2 separate regions of the Homo sapiens genome follow, and region 1 is linked to region 2. Evidence: chromatin loops called from intact Hi-C (ENCODE). Cell type or tissue: ascending aorta. All regions are shown on one strand. Each heading gives the region's core, and the rest is flanking DNA. Links, peaks and the distances in the headings are about the cores only.

Evidence for each region. A loop is a pair of places that touch in the nucleus more often than their neighbours do. Peaks named below come from ENCODE experiments on the same cell type or tissue, not always from the same donor. Only the 100,000 strongest peaks of a DNase experiment are listed, where the experiment ranks them.
Region 1: it touches region 2 in a loop (6-fold over the local background); 31 of 110 quality-filtered maps call a loop at or near these places.

Annotation. Positions count from the first base shown.
Region 1 is chr21:37,671,528-37,680,161 of GRCh38, forward strand. The region is part of intron 3 of KCNJ6 (potassium inwardly rectifying channel subfamily J member 6); the gene reads right to left. All of the region lies in intron 1 of KCNJ6-AS1 (KCNJ6 antisense RNA 1), which reads left to right. Among named protein-coding and RNA genes, the nearest start is that of KCNJ6-AS1, 160 kb to the left of the region's middle. RefSeq lists an enhancer at 3,528-4,427. In ascending aorta, for the core only: a CTCF peak has its summit at 3,869 (motif pointing right); a DNase peak (open chromatin) is centred at 3,874; H3K4me3 peaks cover 523 bases.
Region 2 is chr21:38,352,758-38,361,391 of GRCh38, forward strand. LOC107985513 (a long non-coding RNA gene) reads left to right here. Exons shown (of 2, transcript XR_001755040.2): 1 at 1-112; 2 at 1,301-3,177. Among named protein-coding and RNA genes, the nearest start is that of LINC01423, 11 kb to the left of the region's middle. In ascending aorta, for the core only: a CTCF peak has its summit at 3,456 (motif pointing left); a DNase peak (open chromatin) is centred at 3,454; H3K4me3 peaks cover 520 bases; H3K27ac peaks cover 3,035 bases.

The sequences.
Region 1 (8,634 bases), core at 472-8,471, 680 kb before region 2:
TTTCGCAAATTAATTGAATCCCAGGATGGGGTTGCGGGAACTCCCAATTTACAGCCAGTTGGTCAGAAGCACAGGCCACAACCTGTGCTTGCGACTGGCATCTGCCGGGGTGGGGCAGGCTTGTGGGGCTGAGCCCTCACCCTGTGGGATCTGACACTGCCTGCAGGTAGACAGTGTCAGAGCTGAACTGAATTAGGGAACACACAGGGGTGTCCACTGGAGAATGACCTGCAGCACTGGTTGTTGTTGGAGAAACCCCAACAGCCCTCTGGAGTCATGGAAGTGTTATCTGTTGTAAGAGTATAGTACGAGATGCGGAGTTTGTTTCTTCCTAGGTCCTTATGTATAGAAATTCAACATTTTTTTTTGTGTTGATCTTGTACTCTACAACTTTTCTGAATTTGTTTATTGGCTCTCGTAGTATTTTTGTGGATTCTTTGGGGTTTTCTCTGTATAAGATCATGTTATCTTTGAATAGAACTAGTTTTACTTCTTTCCAATTGGAATACTTTCTGTTTCTTTTTTTTACTTAATTGCTCTGGAGGGAATTGTGTCTTGACCCATTCTCTACCTGTAGTCTAGGAGGGATTGACCCCATCTCTTAAGGGTGATCCCTGCTTGGCTTAAGCAAGTCCATAGAGCTCATCTGCTTGTCCCCAGTGATTGGGTCGGAAATGGCATATGACCTCCTTAAGGACAATGAGATGCAAAGAAATATAGCTTTAGCTTCTAGGAAGGAAGCTTCTCTTTTCTGTGGAAGCTTCTGGAAGAGATCCTGACTCTTCTGCTTGTGAGAAGTTGGGGCCTGAAATGTGGTGGACACTTCTGCTACCATGAAAGAAGTAGTCTAAGGATGACGGTGATGCAGAAGGAAGGGAAAGCAGGAGACCTGGAGAAAAGGAGCTGGGTCTGGGGGTCATCTCAGCGCCTAGGAACCGGCAGCATCGGAAGTCCTCTCCCCCTGGGTTTTTGGTTGTATGAGCTAAGACATCCTCAATTTTTTTTTCTTTTTTCATAAGTCAGTTTGGGTTCTCTGACATCTCTTTTTACTTGAAAATGTTAAAGTTCAAGATACATGGTATATCCTTAGCTTAGTATAAACTTATCAGCTATGGTTGTTTCACTTGGACTTTTTACCTAATCAAAAAGGAAATAAAGATGTAATACACATGTAAGGAGATGGTAGGTTTTTCTCTCTTTCTCTTTTTCTCCCTTCCCCTTCCCTTCCCTTCCTTTCTCTTTCTTTCTTCTCTCTCTCTCTGTTTTCTTGAGATAGGATCTGGCTATGTGGCTAAGGTGGGAGTGCAGTGGTACCATCACAGCTTACTGCAGCCTCGAACTCCTGGGCTAAAGTGGTCCTCCTGTCTCAGCCTCCCAAGTAGCTGGGACTACAGGTGCATGCTGCTGTGCCCTGTTAATTATTTTATTTTTTGTAGAGACAGAGTCTTGCTACATTGTCCAGGCCAGATTTTTCTTTTAAGTGTGGTAAATGCTATAAAAGTCTCCTTTTTACATTATTCTCAAAACGTTTTTAATGAGCAATAATATTCATTATTGAATGCAAAATGAGAGAGAGAAAACAAAGGAGGAGAAGAAGAATTGAGAGGAGACGGGGACAGGTAAGACAGCATGAGGGAAAGAGGAGTGGTGGAAATGGAGCAGAGGCTGGAGGAAGAGGGTTGGGACCTGAACCATCTCTAGGGCTATGGCCGATAGGCCCAGGGGCAGCCTGCTGGAGCTAGGGAAGTGGGTGGTTGTCCATCAGCTTTCCTGGGTGGTCCCATTACTGGGAGGCTTCCATCTCCAGCTGGACTGTCCTGCAGCTTCCTTTGGCTGGGCTGCCCCTGTCCCCTCCCCCTCTTCCAGTCCTGTTTCTTTCCAGGAGCCGGCTCCTTGGAGCTCATCCATCCTCCTTCCTGGGGCTCCAGGCTTCCTTTTCTCAGGGATAGGATTTGTCTCTCAGCTTCAGAAATGAGGGTGCATCTCAGAGCAGCACTTTTCCTGGCCCAGTGGCTGGGCTCACTTGTGTCTGTGTTGTGTCCAACTCACTCATCACACACCTGTTGTGGATAGGACACAACACAGGGACACAGGGATGAGACAGAAATGAGGACACAGGCACTGACATGCATAACCAGCAGACAGATGGGTATGTTTAATTTTAGAGGTGTGTTCAGAGTTAGAGGGGGACAGGGAAGGGAGGGATTCTCTAGGCAGGACTGAAGCAGGGAAGTCTTTACAAAAGATGTGCTGGGCTTTGAAGGATGAGTAGGAGTTGATCAGGCAAACCAGTGGAGGAAAGAAGGGGAAGGGGCTCTCATTGGGGCTCATCCTGGCTGCACATCGGAGACACCTGGAGGAGCCTTGGGAGAGAAGATGGCCAAAGAGCAGGGAGAGCTGATGCTGTTCCCTCAGGGTTTACCTGTTTGCTTCCATGCTGTGACTTTGAGCCCTGTGATTTCCCTTAGTGATGACAGCATATCCCAACCATGTGAAGTCTAACTGCCCTCTAGCCAGTGTAAACAGGCTATTCTGGAGTGTGGGGCCAGGGGAGAACCTTCAGATCCCTGAAATATGCCCCAGATATGGTTTGCGGAACTCAACGGCATCTTTTTCACCTTCAACCCAACCTGTCCCCAATGTCAGCTCTCAGCTGAGTTACTGCAGCAAACCTTTCCCCAGTTACTGGCTGCTATCTGCACATTGTGTGACCAACTAATCTCTGTTTGCCTGGGACTTACCCACATTTAGCATTGAATGTCCCACATCCCGGAAATCCCTCAGTCCCAAGCAAATGAGGACAGTTGGTCATCTACAGCTCACACGCCAACCACAGCCATCCTTTCAAAATGCATGTAATGTCATGCCACTCTTTGCTCGACACCCTCCAGGGCTCCCCTCTCAGAGCAAAAGCCACACAAAGCTCTCCCTGGCCTGGTGCCTGTGACCTCACTCGCCTCCTCTCTGCCCACTCCCCTCCTCACCCACTGGCTCCGCCGAGTCAGGCCTCCTTGATGCTTCTCCAAGCTTCCTTTCACCACAGGGCCTTTGCATGCAGGTCCTCTCTGCTTGGAACACTCTCTCCCTGATACCCACAGGGCTCACACCTCCTCTCACCCAGGATGGATCTAGTATTAGCTCTGCAGGGACAGCTTCCCTGACTCCCCTATACCTCACGTACTTCACCCCCTCCAGAGCCGTGATTCCTTTCCTTTCTGCACGTCTCACTCCGACAGGCTTACTTTCTGGTTTAGTCTTTCTCTGCTCACTTGGATGTAAGCTTGGTTTACTCATGCTGTGTCCTGACTACCTAGAACACTGCAGAGCGCATAGCATGAGGGCAATAAACGACGAATGAATAAATGAATGAATGAATAATGAATGAATGATTGAATGAAAGAAATCTGGACAACTTACTCACTTAGGGTGGCTAAGGAGAGGTAAGGGCTGCTTTTCCCAGACAGCCCACCCTGCACTGCCCCTGTCCCCAAGCCTTCCAGGTGGACTCATGCAGTCCTGCTCGGAGCTCCTCTGCTGCTCCGGGTTTGACTCAATCGACACCCTTCGCACCACTTTCTAAGTGTCTCCTTTGGACTGGGCCCTTGAGCCATGAGCTTTCTTTTATTTAATGTGATATTCCCAGCGTCTGGCAATGTAGCAGGGGCTCCGTTTTGAACTACTGGCCTGTGCAAAACCAAAAGTCTTTCCTTTAAGGATCTGGAGTTAATATGATGGCTGCGTCTCAGAGATGTAAAGGCCACACAGATGAGACCTCAGAGAGGAAGGAATCAAGTTGGCGGGGATTTTTCCGCGAGTGGCTGCATTGGCTTTAAGAAACTGCGCCGGGCTGGGCAGCCGACGCACCGCTAGGTGGCGCACGCGCTCGCTGCGTCTTTCAGGGCTGCAGGTACGGTGCGGGTTTCTGGTGCGCTGACCGCGCTGGGGATGAGCACCACTGTCATCGCGGGGACCCTCGGGCTGCGCCTCTGCCCCTCGGTCCCCAGCACCCCTGGGAGGAGCTGCTGCGATGACACCCAGTCCCTGGGCGCCGCCGCATCGCCCTGCCCTGAGCGGAATTCTCCGGCCCCAGGAGAGGCCGTGTGGCCATAAAAGGGCTGACCTCCTGATTCGGACTCCGCAGGTAGTCACTAGGGGCTTTCGCTGCTCCTGGAAGCAATTTCAAACCAGCAAGCAGGCTCTTATAGACTCTTACACCAAAAGAAGAATTTGGAGGTCCACCCCTAAACAGTCCATCACTGTTACATTGACTCCCAAATTCCTATGCTAGAGTTACCTTAACGGCAAGCCAGACCCCTGACCCCAACCCATGTCAATAGCGGGGGTGGGGGTGGGGGTGGGGGTGGGGTGCGCCGACCCTGCTGCGCTTGTCAGCTTCTCTAACTGTGGCTTGGCTCCTCTGTCCTCATGTGAGCTCTGGACCAGCAATACCTGCACCCTTGCCAGCAGGTTGCAAATGCAGAACCCAGACCTCCTGAATCTGAGCCTGCATTTTAACAGGGTCCGTGGGAGATTCGTGGGCACCACAGAACTGCAGGAGTGCTGGCGGAGGGCAGGGCTGAGTGCGGAAAGGGAGATGGGCAGGCCCATGGCGTGGGGACTGACCTTTGGCACAGGGCACGTCTGAGTGCAGAAAGGGAGGTGGCAAGTCTGTGGCTTGGGGACTGACCTTTGGGTCAGCGGTGGAGAGGAAGGGTACAGGGGTCCTTTCTCCAGGAGGTGGTCCTGGCATGGGCCAGGTGTGAGTCCCGTGACCTCCAGAAGCACATGGTAGGACAGGCCGGGCAGGCCAGGTAGGCCCTAAGCTCCATCTATTAGTGCAGGAGGGAGGCCCTGCACTTTGCTCACCACTGAACTCTGCCGCCAGCCAACACCAGGCACCTGATGGATCTATGTTGGGTGAAGCAATGAAGTGGACAGCCCAGTGCCTTGTGGAAGGGACACCAGGGAGTGCTGAGGCCTGTGGGTGGGCGTATGAGGTGCAGGGCAGCTGGCATTGGCCTGGGGGCTGTGCTCAAAGACAAACTCCATCCACTTCTGGCTGTGCACAGGGCCAGCTTGGGGAGGTAGCAAGTGGATGAGCAAAACCAGGGGAAAGCAAGGCACCAGCCAGAGCTGTGTTCTCAGCAGGGTTGTGTTGGCCCAAGTGGGGACAGCAGCCATGTCTGGAGACATTTTTGATTGTCAAACTGGAGGGGGTGCTACTGGCACTTAGAGGTAGAGGCCAGGAATGCTGCACACAGCTTGCAAGGCGCAGGATGGCCCCTGCAACAGAGAGTGACCTGGCTCCAAATGCCAATAGTGCTGAGGTTGAGGAACCACGAGAGAAAGCAGCAGGCTCTGCAGGCACTGGTGGAGATTTCTAGTGCCAATAGCTCTATGTCCCCTTCCCCACCTCCACCAGTCCCCATTGGGACCTGAGACCTTATTAGGAGTGACTACAGTGCTGGTCCCAGTTGACTAGGAAGAGGGCTCCTGGTCAGGCTGACGTTGCACTCAGGAGTCTAACTGTCCAGTGGCAGAAATCGATAATTGGTTCCAGTTCCTCTCCCCAGGTGCCACGATGCTGGCAGTGCCCACCACTCTGCTGGCCTTGGACTGCAGGACTGGTCCCTCCTGTGGCTTGAGACAAGCTCCAGCTAGTCTGCTGCAGTGTGACAGCCTGGGGATGGGGAGGGAGAGGACTCCGGTACACAGCCTGGGAGATGGCTTTTCCATGGCAACAGCTCAGTTCCTGGTAGGCAGCCCTCACCTGCTCTGATCCTGCCACATATGTGCAGCTCCCTGTGTTCCATCCAGAGATCAACTTGGCCAAAAGAATTTATTTTCAGTTTTTTGGGGAAAACCAATAAAAACACCTCCAAATAGCCCTGCTTTGCCAGGAGTACCAAATCCTTGGGTTTGCAGAAATACTAACGAGTGCTTTTATTTGACCTTTCCTTTCTTCTCCTTTCCCTTTCTTTCTTCTTCCTCCCTTTTTGTTGTTGTTTGTATTTGAAATTTATGCTTTATGTTTCATATGAGTTCATCATGATGGGGCTGTTTTCCATAACATTTTTCTTTAGCAAATTTCTTCAAAGTATGTGTTAAAATTATTTTTGTTTGACTATTGCATAAGCTCCAAGAGATCAGAAACTGTTTCTCTCCATCCATTTATCCATTCATTCAATCCATCCATCCATCCACTTCCTCACCCATATACCCACCCACACACCAAACCATTTGTCCATCCATCCATCCATCCACCCACCTATCCACCCACCCATCCAGTCATTTCAGTCATCCATCAGTTCACTCATTCACCCATTCATCAACCCATTCATCAACACACCCTTCTGTTCACTCATTCATACAGCCAGCCAACAATCCATTCATCCATCCATTAATTCATTCATTGGCAAAGGCAAGCATTTGGAATTGCTGCTCTTTGCCTAGCCCTACAAAAGTTCTTACTGTCACAGAGATATTTCTCTAGTGGAAGGCTAGAAATTCACAAAACAAAGTGTTAAATGCATTTGAGTGTTATGCACAAAGGCCCTATGGGGCCAAACAGAAGCCGGCTAACTTGGCGGGTGGTGGTGTCAGAGAAGATTTCAAAGAGGATGGGACCTATTAGGAGAGCCTTGAAGGATAAATGCAGGGCAGTGGGGTCAGTAATTATCTAGAAGCGACAGCTAGTGAGTGATTCGTTGGGCTGCTGAAGTGAAGATGGGGACATGAGATGATACTGGTCAGGTAAGGTAGCATTGTAAAAGGACTTCAATGATGTCCAAGGAATTTGCATGTTATCCTGTAATCCTGTAGACAATAGGAGTTATCCATGAATGTTATGGTCGGTGCTGTTTTAGAGAGAAACTTCTGGGATTGTATAGAGAGGTGGGGATGCTCTCCTAAGTGTCTTAACTGATTGGTTTGAAAACTCTTTTCTGGGGTCATAGGCTTCTTGCATAATTCCCAGAAATACCCAGAAAGCCTCCATGATAGGCAGTGGTGCCTGGACCTGCAGCTCTGAGGGAAGGAGCCTGGAGGAGAGGACTACCTGCACTGAGCAATAACCCATTGATGAATGGATTGATGAATGTATGGGTGGGTGGATGGATGGATGACTGGATGGGTGGACAGATGGATGAATGGACAGGTAGATGAATGAATGGATAGATGGGTGGATAAATAAATAGAAAAGACTACAGAGCTTTGTACATGTGGCTGAGAGACCCACGTAAACTCAGGGAGCACCTACTGTAGTGGTGAAGCATGTAGCTGTTGGAGCCAGTCTGAGGGGGCCAAATCCCAGCTCTACTGCTTACATGGTTTAAAACACAGGCACAAAATATTTGATGCTCCCTCTTCAAGAGATGGAGCCTACGTTCCTTCCCCTTACATGTTGGCTGGATTTAGTAACTCATTTCTGTTAAATAAAGTGGAAGTGATGGTGTGTAACTTTAGAGACTAAGTCTAAAGGGTGCTGTGGGTTTTCTCTTTCTCTCTGGAATTGTTTGCTTTGGGGAAAATTAGCTATCATGTTGTGAGGACACCAAGCAACTTATAGAGATGTCCACGTAGCAAGGAACTGAGGCCTCCTGTCAACAGCCATATTAGTGTATCATCTTGGAAGTGGATCCTCCAGCCCCAGTCAAGCCTTCAGATGACTGCAGCCCCAGCCAACATCTTGATTGCAACCTCATAAGTACTCAGCTAAGTAGCTCCTGAATTCTAGATCTACAGAAGCTGTGAGACAATAAGTGTTGGTTGTTTTCAGCCACTAAGTTTTGGGGTAAATTGTACAGCAAGAGATAACTAATACAAAAGCTATGTGCCCTTGGACAAGTTAATTCACTCTCCTGTGCCTCTGTTTCCTTACTCATATAATTAGGGTGGTAATAACAGAATCTACATTATAGAGGAGCAGTAAGGATTTTGTGAGTTAATACGTGTGAAACACTTAGAACAGGGCTGGCATGCAGTAAATACTCAATGAATGTTAGTTATAACTACTGTTATTGATAATTGCATGATCTCAGGCAAACACAGAAAGAACAGGGAAGAAATAGAGTGCTTGCTGAATGAAGGAAAGGTGGAAATCAACACTAGTCTTAACCATTTGTCATGTACTGTCAATCCAAGCTCAGCCCAAGGGTTAGTGTGTTCATTGGCCAGTGGAAGTTTGACTGACCTTCACCGAGGGGGCCTTCTGTATGGTAGGGATTACACTCAGCCTGGCACTCTGTTTATCTCTCTAAATCCTCAGGGCCACCTTTTGTATGAATTGGTGTATCACATACTGTCGCCTTTCTAGACATGGTTGGAAAAATCTTCAACATTAACCTGGAAGAGCTTTACCAAACATCTTCGTTATTCATTTTTGAAACAACTGAGAGTATCCATGGTCACTGGTGCTCAGGGATTCCCTATGTCAGCAGAAGGGCTGGATACCATTGTGACCATTTTAATTAAAATTCTTATTTGACAAGAGCCAGATATTTGTATGTATATCAATGGCATAGAGCAAATCATGCCTTTTTTCCTGTCTCTCTGATACAAAAGTGAGATTTATAGATCCCACTCATTCTCTCTCAACTGGTTTCCTCTACTGGCTAGGAGTATATATGAACAACA
Region 2 (8,634 bases), core at 397-8,396:
GCGGAGCTTTGGAATGAGAGATGCCCATTCTGGTTTCAGAAACGCCAGCGCCATCTCTTGGAGGAGCATGAAATTGTTTCCTTGGGCTGAAGAAGCATCCATGGGGCCCCAGGTAGGTTCAGCTGGTCCTCTCCTTCTTTCAACTGTAGTTTCAGACTGGAACCCCAGGGCTTCTTCCAAGGGAAACATTCTTACTTATTTCCTTATAAAGGTCCTGCATACCTTTGTTTGTCTCTCTTCCAATCAAACCATTCTTTCTCTCTAATTTCATCGGGTCCAGTATTTCCAAATTTCAGTCCCAGTTTGTAAATCTACAACTCAAGCCAAACCTTCAAAGACTGAATTTTCTAAGTGGTTAGTTATCCTTCTAACACAGAGGGTCTTCCTTCTAACACCCCAGCAGAGGCCGGGTAGCCTAGCACTCAAGATCCTGGACTCTGAAGCTAGACCACTGTGTTTAGCATCCCCTCAGCCTTCCAACTGTGTGACCTTGGAAAGTTACTTGACCTCTCTGTGCCTCAGTTTCCCCACCCACAAAATGAGGCTGACAGCAGACACCACCTAGAATGGTTGTTGCAGCATTACAGGAGTTCACACCTGCAGCACTCGGTGCAGGCCTGTGACAGATCATGAGCAAGTGTTTGCCATCATCTTGGTTTTCAGTGGCTGTTCCCTTACACACCACTTACGACGCTGGGCTAGGATTTCACTTGACTTGTCCAGGTTACCCACCAGGCGGTGTTTCTGTAGCATGGGCAGTAAAGGCAGCATAAATCTAGGCCACACTCACAAATGCACATTGTTAGCACACAAACCCCGTGATTCAGATGCAGGTGGTCTGGGGGCCTGATTTTTAGAGCTGCTGCACTCAGTTTTGTGCTCCTAGGGGGCAGGGACTAGCTCCATCCATCTCAGACCCCAGCCTGCATGCAGCAAGCACCCGCCCCCTTGAAAGTGCTCAGCTCAAGTTGCTTTCCTTCTCCATCTTCTTTAATAAATGATCTTGGAGTGAACAAATGGGAGGCTGACAGTATTACACTAAAATAACAGGAGTTTCTGGTCACCTGAGAAGCACAATGGTCTCTCATCTTCTCCTTACTCCATTAGGAGTTCATATGCCTGCATTTTCCTCATTAAATCTGAGGTGCTTTTCTGAACTCTATCTGAGAAGGAGCTGAAGTAATCAATGAGTGTCTCACACACAAACACATGGAAACAGGTTCTTAGTGAGAGCGGTGGGGACTCTGACTCCAAATTTAATGATTTTTCACTAAAAAGGAATGACGCTTCCCTTCACTAGAAAGCAATGATGTCTTCGGTGGTTGCATCAATGACCAAACATGTATAATAAACTGCTTCTTTGAACTTGAGGACATCTGATTAAGAGATAGAAAGCAAAACAAGCCTTCACAGATGGTAATAGTGCTGGGACACATCACCTTTTGTGAATAACTGAAGAGCATATATTAATAACAGAAATCACATTGGTGTGCCCTTACTGAGGATCGACAAAGGAGAACACGTCTATGTTTTGTGGAAACACGACTGAAGCCTTCATCCAATGACGTTGGCCGGCCCCGCTCTCCTCGTGCCATCAAGCACTCTACGCTGACTCAGTAGAGCAGCACAGCCCTGTGTGTGGAGAGATTCCCATGCACCATGGGAAGAGGGACCAAGCCTGGGCCCTGGAGGGCGCAGCCGGTGCAGTCTGCAGGAGGCTCTGTGTTTCAATAACTGTGGTGTCCCCACACCCCAAGGGCCATCTGTAGATCTGCTGCTCCAAAGTCTCTCACAGTGGCTCTTCTTTGGAGGTCACTCTCCAGTTAAGTGGGGGACCAACTGCAAACTTCTCCCATCAATATGAACTGCAATATGATATTGCAGCAAACAAAACACACACACACACACACACTCTCCCAGAAGCATTTAACAGGAGAAGTGTGTACCTACACATTTAGTCCCAAGATCTCTTTCCAGGCCCTGTCCAGGTTCGTGGTGGAAGCCTGTCCTCTGCACACTGGCTTCCCCAAATCTTCCCATATTCCAGAGCAGGGGAATCCTTTCTCCATCTTTTGGCTCAGATCTACTGCGGAGTGTGGGAGAAATATTAAAAGTAATGATCCTTGATGGTTAAAGCTGCCTTATCAAGTTCCTGCCCCTGGGTTTAAATAAAGTCTCTTTTTCTGCCAGCTTTAGATAAGGATGGAGGGTGAGAGAAACAGACAGAGACAGAAAGAGAGAGAGAAGAAGGGAGAGAGGCAGAGAAGCAAGGACTCTATAGGGAAAGAAAGAGCTTGGACATTAATTCATTTTATGAATATTTGTTCTACTCTTCTTAAGAACAAGGTTTGTCCCAGGTGCCTTGGGGGCAAGAGAGAATTTAAGGGGTGGCAAGGGGCCACTGTCCCGCATCTTGGGGACGTTGTAGGCAGGCAGGTAGAGATGTGCTAAGGTTCCCGGGTCCTGGAGATGCCAGGCAAGTTGGAAAATGCAGAAGAGGAGGCTGGGGTGGACAGGGGTCATTTTGGCTGAAGCTGGTTATGAGAGGCTTAGAAGGTGAAAGTGTCTGCTGTGCTGGGCCCTGAAATGTAGGTCTTCTTGGCCACAGTGGGAAAGGGGAGCCCTAGAGGTCCTTGAACAGTCTGAGTGACAACACCTGGGCTGCCCAGCCCCAAAGGCCAAAACCAAGACACGTCTTTGTCCCAGAGGTTGGGCTTGGTGGCTGCAGCTGTGGATGCTGACCCTTTCATGGGCATGGGGACAGGTGAAAAGCAGGAGCGAGGCAGGCAGGAGTGGGTGCCAGCACCAGCCCACAGCCATGAGGCCTGTGCCAGGCCAGCCTGTGGGGACACTGGGTCCCCGAGAGAGACATGGAAGCTCCCGCCAGCAGGAGACTTGAAGGTGGTCAGTTCTGAAGTCCTCTCCTCCTTAGGCCTGGACCTGGGGACACAGGCTCCAGCCAGCAGCAGGAGCCCATGAAACTCATTTGTCCCAATCTTCTTCCCAAGTCTCAACAGCTTTCGGGGGGTTCTGTGACAGATGCCCCACTTCCAGCTCCACAGCCAGCCCTACGCTAACTCTGACAGATGAAAGGCCTCAGAATCCCCTTCTTCAATTGTACTGCACCCAACTTGTGGAAAGCAAAACAATATTAAAAATACTTTTTAAGAAACTCTAGAATATATTGTCATCAAAGTGATCACGGTTCTGCTTATTTTTGGTCATCGCAACCAATGTACTGAGCCCCCTTTGCCCAGACCCTAGCAGGTCCTGAGTCTCAGCGTCCACAAAACGAGGCTATGGCCCTTGGGGAGTTCCGTGCGGTGCCACAATTGGCCTCTGAGTTACTCTAGAGTGATAAACGCAGCCTTGGCAGTAAAATACCAGAGAGGTAATGAGTGCGGACTCCGTGCTCCCTCCGCAGGGGCAGGTGCGTGAGGCTCTAGCGCCACCTCGTGGGCCGTGGGATTCGTGCCCATCTCCTCCTGGGCGGGAGTTCCTCTGGAGCCAGGAACTCTTTGGGCTCAGGGTGTCTTTTTAGAAAAGCTTCTGACGTTGGTTCTTCTTTAGTGGACCTTCTCCGGTAAAACGGGGTTAACAACTCCAAACTTTTCCCCACCTAAAGGGATTGAAAGGCTGTTTCAAAGGAATTAGAGCTCTGAGACTGCAACCCACAAAACACACAATAGCATATACACAGAGATGCACATAGAAACATAGACACACAGGGACACACACCAGAGATACACACACACACACACACGGACAGGCAGACACAGGGCCACAAACACATACACAGAGATACACACAGAAACATATACACACAGGGACACACACCAGAGATACATACACAGACACACACGGACAGGCAGACACAGGGCCACAAACACATACACAGAGATGCACATAGAAACATTTACACACAGGGACTCACACCAGAGATACACACACACACGGACAGGCAGACACATGGTCACACACACACACACATACATACAGTGATATTCAACAAGGGAAGGGTGCACCCACAGGCTCAGTCTTGAGACCTCTCTCCAGGCTCCTGGGTGGGTTGGGGAAGCTGAGCCTCCCTGCCTGCTCATAGCACACAGCCTCCACAAATCTTGCTCTATTCCAGAGTGAGAAAGGAACGTTAAAACTGATGATCCCTGATGGCCAAGGCTGCCTTATCAAGATCCTGTTCCCGATTCAATAAGAAAAGATGCCTCTTGTGCCAGCAGCAGATAAGGCTGCAGCCCTGGGCGTTCCCAGGAGAGCGAACAATGGAAGCCCCCAGGATGCCTCTATATGAGGTAGGATGGTTACTTGCCCAGTCCCTGCCTGCCAGGCCCTTATCTGGGAGGCGCTGGTTCGGGTTGCACCCTCCTGTGTTCCTAGCGGGGGCTGCTGCACACCAGGCTTCTGAGGCCTTCCTGGTGGGGGTTGGTGGAATGGCGGCGGGGGGAGGGTTTTGACGGTGCATCCTGAAGTGCTCCCTGCACCTTTCCCAGAAAAAGAAAAGGATGCCATGAAAACACTTCACCCTAGACATGGTTTACCCTCGGGAAAGCTGATGTGAAAGAAGTTCCAGGGGGCCAGGGATAGAAAAGGATTTAGAAAGATGAAGGCAACAGACAAACGACACTTACAAAGTGCCCAAAGTCTGCAAGTCCTGATAGTCACAGGGAAGGACATCAGCTGGCGGGAAACCTCACCTTTTAGGCCTGCATGTCAGTCTTGCACTGCTGAGCTGTGTGACCCTAGGCAGGCTACTTAAACCCTCTGTGCCCTGGCATCTCCATCTACAGAATAAAGCTTCTAACAGCATAGGCCTCACACACCTGTGTGGAGACCCCATAAGTCGACAACATGTGTTTACCCGAGGAAATAAATATGGGTGCCCCTTTAGGCCTGTCCCACAGAGTTATACAGCTGAAAGACCTCAGAGTAGGTCCACACCCCTTACCAAGTAATGCAGGCCTTGATTAATTGCCACTTGAAGGGAGGTGGGGAGAAAGCACCCTGTCACATCACAGCTAAATTTACTAAAAAAGAAACTCTTTGCCCACTTATCTTTCGAAAGTGCCTCACAGCAGAGACAGCCCCAACCCCTTCCTCTCTCTCCAGCCTCACCTCTCCTCCTAAAATTCAGTTCCTCCTCACACTCTCAGTGCCTGGCCCCGGCCATGCATTAGATGCCCTGAAGAGCTTTTGAAAAGGACCAATCCCTGGGCCCTATCTCAGGTGTGTCTGAGCATCTGTAGATTTTAGAAGCTCTGAGGAGGATTTACATGCATTTAGGGTGGAAATCACTTGTAAGTAAATTTTTTTAACTGTTCCCTGTTAAAAAATATGAACCAATGGACCAATGGACCACTTATGGCTTCTGCTAATTCTCTTACATATGCCCATGGTACCTTGTTGCAGTATCATTTGTATAATAAAAAGATTGGAGCCAACCAGAAAGTCCATCAATGGGGGGAAAATTAAATAAAATGTAGTTCATTCAGCAATGGAATACTATGCAGCTCTGAAAAATGAATCAGGAAGCTTTCTATGAACAGATGTGGAAAGTCTCCAATGTATAGCATTAAGTGGAAAAAGCAAGACATAATGGTAGTGTGCACGTTCTATATTACAAAAAATGTGAATAAAGGCAGTTTATATTCATGTTTTCTTGGATATACATTTAAAAAACTCTAAAAAGATACACAAAGAATGGTCTAGTAGTCATTATAGGGGGTCTGGGAAGGCAAGAGATAATATATCATATTTTCAAATTTTTGAATTATGAGAACATGTCATTCATTCAAAAATTGAATGTAAAAAGGGTTAAGAAAGAGAATAAAGCAAGGGCCGGGACACATCTCCACTGTCTTCCCATGGCCCTCTCAGAAGTGGATCACACCTGGTGCTAGGCAGGGGGACAGAAATTGCTGTGGCCTGAGCAGAGCCTGGGTCCAGCCAGCATCTACACAGCCCACGTCCTCCCAGGGGAATTTCTCTGTGCTCTGTTTTGAGGGGATGGTCCTGGTACTGGAGTAGCAGAGCCAGGTCCCTGCTTCTTGCATAACCCTGAGGCTGCCCTGTTTGCTCTTCTTGTGTGGAGGGCATTGGCAGAGGCCTCTGGCCTGTAGAACCTTTGTGAGCTGAGCCACAACTCACTTCGAGCTGTTCTCTGCCCTGGCTTTGCTACCCTGAGGTCTCCAGTGCCATCCACACCTTCCGTCTGCCACTGCCAACAGCCACAGGTGATGGATGGGGACCATAATGTGAGAGGAGAATTGTGTACTGGAAATCAGCATGAAGGGATATCCAAAGACCTGGAGAAACCCAAATCACATGGGGATGGGAGAGTGAAGACCCAAGGGAGGGATGTGCGGCAAGACCTGCTCTGAGCTCTGAGGGTGCAGATGTAATCAAGACTGAGTGCTGCCCCACCAGACCTGTAGACGAACTCTCCTTCTGGTGAGGCAGTGAACCTGCAAGCACGGGAAGGTGGTGGTGGGTTGGGTGCCATGGAGGAAATGAGGAAGCAGGAGATACACTGGGGGCCAGGTGGGGTTGCAGGTCTCAGCAGGGTGGGGCTGAGGTGGTGATGGGTGAGGGAGTGAGCTGTGGAGTATCCAGACAGGGAAAGCAGCAAGTGCAAAGGTGCTGGGACAGGAGTGGATTTTGCGGGTCTGCAGGGCAGTCGGTGTACTGGGAGTGGAGTGGATGAGGTAGGACATGGAGGCTACAGAGTCTCAGAACCCGTCAGAGGCTGGTGTGCAGTCAGGTTCTGCAGGGCATTGTTGGCCACTAGGAGGATTACAACTTTTTCTCTTACCCCAAGTGGACTTGAAACCATTGGAGGGTCTGAGGGAAGAGTGATATGGTCAGATGAAGTTTTTAAATCATGTATTTAATTATTCTAGTTGATGTGTAGAGAATGGAATTGGTGAGGGAGGAGAGAGTAGAAGTAGGGGGACAAGTTAGGACTGATGGGAGATTGAGTTGCTCCTTGGCCGTCACAGGATTCTGCATCCTCTGCCTTTACCATGGGCCTTGCCTGCCTCTCCCAGGGACAGAGTGTACCCCTCCAACCTTATTGACTGCGCATTTGGCCATGTGACTTGCTTTGCCTCGAGGGACATGAGCAAAGGCCACATCTGAGCAGAAGTTTTGAGGGCCATTGCCTGGTTGGCTCTTGCTTTTTTCCCTCTGCTCTGAGAAGAGGCATTTCCAACAGGGGGTACCCTCCAGTCCAGGTCCTAGAATGGGAAAGCCTATGGAGCAGGGCTGCCACCGTGGCACACAGCCATGACAGAGGTGGGAGTGAGAATGAGATGGCTGTCGTCGTAAGCCTTGGAGATGTGGAGAGTGCTGACCGACACAGGGGCCCTTGGGGTACCAGACTACAGAGGCACTGCTGGAACGGTGTGAGGTGAGTTGACTTTGTAATGTTTTCTGAACAGCAGAGCTACCCAAATTGGAGTTTGATGTATGGCATTAGGGAGAGTTTGATTTGGTTTAGGGATATGTTAAGTTCGAGATACTCATTAGACATCTAGGTAGAGGCTGGAGTTCCTGGAAAATGTCAACTACAGGTACAACTTGGAGTCATCGTCTCACATTTGCAAACTCAATATATGCAAATGGTATGAAAAGTCATGAGGCTATACGTGATCAACCAGAGAGAGGGTGTAGAAAGAGGTGTCTTCTTAGGACCTGGGGCACTCCAGCATGTGCAGAATGGAGATCTCAAAGGGCGAGTGAGCACTGACCTGGTGGTGGCATAGGCAGGTGCATGTCAGGGAGAGAGAACCTGTGTGCAAATACAAGGAAGGTGAGTGACATGGTTTGGCTGTGTCCCCACCAAAATCTCATCTTGAATTGTAGCTCCCATAATTCCCACATGTTGTGGGAGAGGGCAGGTGGGACATACTTGAATCATGGGGGCAGTTCTCGTGGTGGTGAATAAGTCTCGCGAGATCTACTGGTTTTATAAGGGGAAACTCCTTTTGCTTGGCTCTCGTTCTGTCTTTGCTGGCTGCCAGGTAAGATGTGCCTTTTGCCTTCCATCATAATTGTGAAGCCTCCCCAGCCACTTGGAACTGTGAATCCATTAAACCTCTTTTCCTTTTATAAATTACCCAGTCTTGGGTGTCTTTATCAGCAGCATGAAAACGGACTAATACAGTGAGAGAGCATGACACCTTCAAGAAGGGGGCAGAGGACAAACTCTCCAGCCTGCCTGGGCTCATGCCCAGCACTGTGGCCCTTCTCTATCCAGGAGCCTTCCCTGTCATTATGCACACCCTCAGTCACTGTCCTCTGCTTGGCAGCACCTCTCTGGACTCACGGTTTGTGGACCAGTTTGTTCTCATTAATCCCACGACTTAAATTTCTAGCACCCATGACACACAACCTTTCCCTCTCCTAACTCAACCCCTTTGTCACTTTCCCCCACTTCTGACGTAAAGGTAACCCATCTTCCCCAATTACAATTTCTTGTGGCCCAGCCTTGCCCCAGTACCAATTTTTAGGAGATGATTTTTGTCACCATAGGTTTTATTTTACTGTGAAAGGCATAAGATTTGTTTGGGGCTCTTCTCTCTCTATGTCCACCTTCCCTGCCCTCAAGTTCACCATGCT